Regions from separate parts of the Homo sapiens genome. Here region 2 is linked to region 1. The links are chromatin loops, found by intact Hi-C in ENCODE. Cell type or tissue: thyroid gland. All regions are shown on one strand.

Region 1 (2,500 bases):
AGCCAGGATGGGATTCCAGTCCCATCTCTCCTAATTATCGGCTGTGTCGACTTTGGTCCAGAGCAGGACAATCTGTGCACTGTCCACATGATCTCAGTCACCATAGCTTCACTTATGTGAAACTTCATCTACAACCCAAATCATTTCCTGAGCTCTGAACAGGTAGGCCCAGGTTCCTCCTCCTGTCTCTCCCAGATGACCAAAAGCCACTTCATATTGACTGTTTCTAAAGCTGAATCCACCTTCCCCCGGAAACTTGCTCCCCATGAAACTTGCTCTTCCTCCAGCGTTTCCTGGCTCAATAAGTGATAGGTATCACCATCTCTCCAGTTGTCCAAACCAGATACCCACAGTGAATGACTTCTCTTACACCCACCTCAGGTCTACCACCAAATCCTGTTCATCCTCTTTTCCGTGTCCCCCTCTTTTCCATCCCACAGCCAGTGCCCTAGCTTAGGCCTCATCATCTCTCACTTTGATCACTTCAGTACCTTTGCTGCCCTCCTCCCCCCTGGGTGGTCCTCCACACTGTTGGAGGCTTCCTCCTAGCAGGCTCTGGGGCCAGAGTGTCTAAATTAGAACCCAAGCCCCACCCCTTACACTGTATGGTATGGCAACAAACTTTCTCTCTGCTGTAGTTCACTCATCTGAAAAATGGAGATAAACCGTACCTACCCCACAGGGTCTTGAGGATTATACAAGTTAAACTAGGTTAACTGGCTTTCTCACTAACTGGCACATGGTAAGACATTTAATAAGTAGTTCCTGTTATGACACTGTTACATTGTTATAGTTAGGAACTTTATTCAGGGCCGTCTGTGGGCCAATAGCATCAGTATCTCTTGGAAGCTCGTTAGAGAACTGTGTCCCCATGTCAGACCTATTGAATCAGAACTGATCTGCATTTTAACAAGTGCATCAATGTCTGAAAATTTCTTGTCTAGTTGATGATGAAATATTTCAGGGTAGTTCATGAGCTCCCTAGTAGAGGAGAGAAGTTCCTTATGTGTGGTTTGATTTCTCTCACCGGAACACTTTGCGGGTGCCTTTGCTGAGCTATGTGCCCTCTTGTCCACAAGAGGGCAGCATGATCACTTGGTTTTCAGGGGCACTCAGGTTCATCAGGTTCACTCAAATTTTGAATGTCATCTAATTCACTTGACACACATCTCATTTAATCTTCACAGCAACTCTATGAGGTAGGTGCTGTTATGTTCCTTTTACAGGTAGGCAGACAGGTCCAAATTCTACAGCTTGGAAGTGACTGTCAGAATTCAAAACTGGCTTGCTTCCACATCATTCTGTTCCTGCATGCTACAAGGGACCCTGGGCAGAAGTCATTTTGGACCAGATACTTAAAAGAGCAGAAGGAGGATGACCGTGGAGATGAACCCTCTTTACACTTGATGGAGGAGGCTGAGAATGAATGAAATGCTCGTGAGCTTTGTGGTTGGTTGTGTTTTAGGCACTTTCATCTCCATTCATCCTTTGTATCCTTGTGAAGTACAGGCACTATCCCCAATTTAAAGGCAAGGAAGCAAAAGCTCAGACATTTGAAATGGCTTGCCCACAGCCACGGCCAGAGTGGCAGCATCTTTGTCTTCTGATTCCAAGTCTACTGAGCATTCCATTACACCCCAGAAGAGAAGGGACCATTCATGTGTTCACTTAACATGGCTTTAACGAGCACCTACTATGTGTTGGCCATAACAGTGTCCTTGCAGAGCCTACAGATCAGCATGTATGAACTCAGGAAGGGAATAAAGAAGGAGATCCCAGAATCCTTGAATGAAGGATTGCCACAAAGCCAGAAGGAGCATGTTTGGGACAAACCAAAGGCCCTGTCACATAGACACTAGTGAAAGTCCAAGGGAAACTCCTTCCCAAAAAAGGAAGGTAGGCACATTTTGGAGGCAGATGTAGATCTGATGGGGGACAGAATCTTGAGACTGGGAGGACTGAAGACAAAGCCATGAGGGGAATGGGGCATGACTTCATAGCCCCACGCTCTTAACATACTGTTAGGAGCATTTGCTGATTAAGCAAACCCGAGCACCCAATATGTGCCAGGCATCCAATGGACTTTGTAGACAGAGGTAAATAATGAGGCTCTTAAAATGAACTCATTGTCTAGAGAGACAGTGATAGAAATAGTGACCACGTTGTAAGAAGGTTGGGGGTGGGCAGTAACTAAACCTATTTGGAAACAGGCCAGGAATGGTTTCACAAGAGGTAGCATTTTTTCTTTCTTTTTTTTAGACAGTCTCCTCTGTCACCTAGGCTGGAGTGCAGCAGCACAATCTTGGTTCACTGCAACCTCTGCCTCCCAGGTTCAAGCAATTCTCCTGCCTCAGCCTCCCAAGTAGTTGGGGTTTCAGGTGCCTGCCACCACGCCCAGCTAATTTTTGTATTTTTAGTAGAGATGGGGTTTTGCCATGTTGGCCAGGCTAGTCTCAAACTCCTGACCTCGAGTGATCTGCCCGCCTCAGCTTCCCAAAGT
Region 2 (2,500 bases), 310 kb after region 1:
GGCTAGGCAGGGAGAGCGGTTGGATTAGAGGGGACAAGCTCAAATGCCTACAACCTCCGTTTCATTTATTCAATTACATTTTATTCACTTATAATTTATCACCTCCTTTTTTTTTTGAGATGGGGTCTCACTCTATTGCCCAGGCCAGAGTGTAGTGGTGCTATCTTGGCTCACTGCAGCCTCAACCTCCTGGGCTCAAGCAACCCTTCTACCTCCTTCTCCTGTGTAGCTGGACCTATAGGCATGTGCCACCACTTCCAGCTAATTTTTGTAATTTTTTGTACAGACAGGGTCTTGCTATGTTGCCCAGGCTGGTCTCAAACTCCTGGCCTCAAGTGATCCACCCCCATCAGCCTCCCAAAGTGCTGGGATTACAGGCATGAGCCACCATGCCCAGAATTTTCTTACTTTTGTTAAAGACATGATCAATAAATATTTCACACATTAAAAAAAATGTTTAGGCCAGGTGCAGTTGTTCACGCCGATAATCTCAGCACTTTGGGAGGCCGAGGCAGGTGGATCACTTGAGCCCAGGAGTTGAAGACCAGCCTGGGCAACATAGGGAGACCCCTGCCTCTACAAAAAATATGAACCTTAGCTGGTATGGTGGCACGTGCCTGTAGTCCCAGCTACTCAGGAGGCTGAGGTGGGAAGATAGCGTGAACCCAAGAGATGGAGGTTGCAGTAAGCTGTGATTGTGTCACTGCACGCCAGCCTGGGTGGCAGAGTGAGACCCTGTCTCAAAAAAAAAAAAAAGTTTTAAGAAAAATAATAGTACAACCACCTTGATCAATGGCAAAAATAACTTGGCCTCAGTGTTGGGAGAACACAGGGAATGATAAGGACCAAGGCTCACCATGGTAGAGCACAAGATATTTGGATTTTTTAAAAGCCTGAAATATGATTTTACTAGGACATCCCTTATTCTTTAAATTTGGGCAATTAATTCAATTAAACTTTTTCATACAGAGCGTTTTCTAATTGTGTATTGAGGTCCTATCTTTATTGTTATTCTTCATGGAGGAAGGAGCGGCAATAACTCCTAATGGGAGATAGCAAAAGGAGAGGTGACTCTGCCATCTGCTGCTCACTGATGGTATGTACCTACAGGCCTTCAGTAGGATTTAGGTGCCACCCTTATAAAGGGTCAGCTCTGAAAGTCTTTGCTGGGGACATCTCCAATATCCTAATTTGATGGTTGGGGTGTCAGGCACATGGAGGCCTTATATCCCAATACCTGGAAACCATGAAGCCGGCTCCAAGGTAAAGCCCACAAGCTGAATCTGACCTCTGGTAGGCATCAGGCATGTGTTGCCACAGAGCTAAAAGTGTGGCTGGAGAAGGACGAGAGGAGAGGAAAGAGGATTGCGGTGGGAGTCGCCAAGAAAGCTGGAAGCCATTGCACAGCTCCAGGAACAGGGGCAAGGGCTGAGGTAAAAAAAAAAAAAAAAGAGAGAGAAATGAGTGGATTTGAGAAACAGTACAAGAAAATCCGACTTGATAAGACATTGGATTCAGAGAATGAAGGGCTGGAACTGCCAGTGCCTGCCAGTGAGTTGTACTTTGTGCTACCAACTAATCTTCGTAGAACTTCAGTTTGATTATTCATTACCTCCAGCCTATTTTGGCTTCCTACTGAAATCAGGACACAAGGAAATTTGTCACCAGGTAGACAATAAATGTCCCTCCCCACCCCCTGCCAGTCACCCCACTAGTCTTATTAGGAATCCTACACTTGGTAGGAATTAAGAAGTCTTGACTGTGAGTCCCAAGTTCAGTCATTTTCTGGCTGACTGACCTTGGGGAAAGTGACCAAACACCTGGGAGTTTAGTTTTCTCATCTTCAGTTTACTCATCTGAACAATGGAGCAATGGCAACAACAGCTCCCTTTAGGCTGAGCCAAGCTTCATACAAGCTAATGTCAGACATCTATCATCTTATTGAATTCTTGCAACCCCAGGAAATGGGCACTACCATTACCCCCATTATTCAAATGAGGACACTGAAGCTCTGAGAAATTGAGTGGCTTGCCCAAGGCCATATAGCTAGAAAGTGGGAGAAGCTGTCTTTCCAACTCAGACTGCTTAGCTCCAAAGCTTTACTGCTCTGGATCTCTGTCTCAGTGAGCTTTTGCTATAAAATGACCCACCCTGAAACACAGTGGCTTAAAACAACAATCATTTTGTTTAGTTCACAGTTCTAAGGTACAGTATATTTATACAGGTCACAGTTTTGATCTTGGCCAATTTAGCTGATCTATGCTGGATTCCCACATGCATGGGTCTGTGGATAGCTGGTAAGTTGGCTCAATCACATATTTGGTGACTGGCAGTTGGCTGGAGCACCCTGATGCTCCTCCATATAGCCTCTCATCTTCCAGCAGGCTAGCTTAGGCTCATTGACTTGGCGGGCTAAAGATTCCAAGTTTAACAAGAGAAGACAGGCCAGATGCAGTGGCTCACACCTGTAATCCCAGCACTTTGGGAGGCTGAGGTGGGA

The links. Hi-C counts contacts between places; a loop is a spot of excess contacts. Peaks named below come from ENCODE experiments on the same cell type or tissue, not always from the same donor. Only the 100,000 strongest peaks of a DNase experiment are listed, where the experiment ranks them.
Region 2: it touches region 1 in a loop (2.9-fold over the local background); 64 of 110 quality-filtered maps call a loop at or near these places.

The regions. Positions count from the first base shown.
Region 1 is chr11:74,254,890-74,257,389 of GRCh38, forward strand. It overlaps a transcript of P4HA3 not described here. Among named protein-coding and RNA genes, the nearest start is that of P4HA3-AS1, 55 kb to the right of the region's middle. In thyroid gland, a CTCF peak has its summit at 1,077 (motif pointing right); a DNase peak (open chromatin) is centred at 1,082; H3K27ac peaks cover 675 bases.
Region 2 is chr11:74,569,626-74,572,125 of GRCh38, forward strand. No RefSeq gene overlaps it. Among named protein-coding and RNA genes, the nearest start is that of POLD3, 22 kb to the right of the region's middle. In thyroid gland, a CTCF peak has its summit at 1,083 (motif pointing left); no DNase peak of the experiment used is centred here.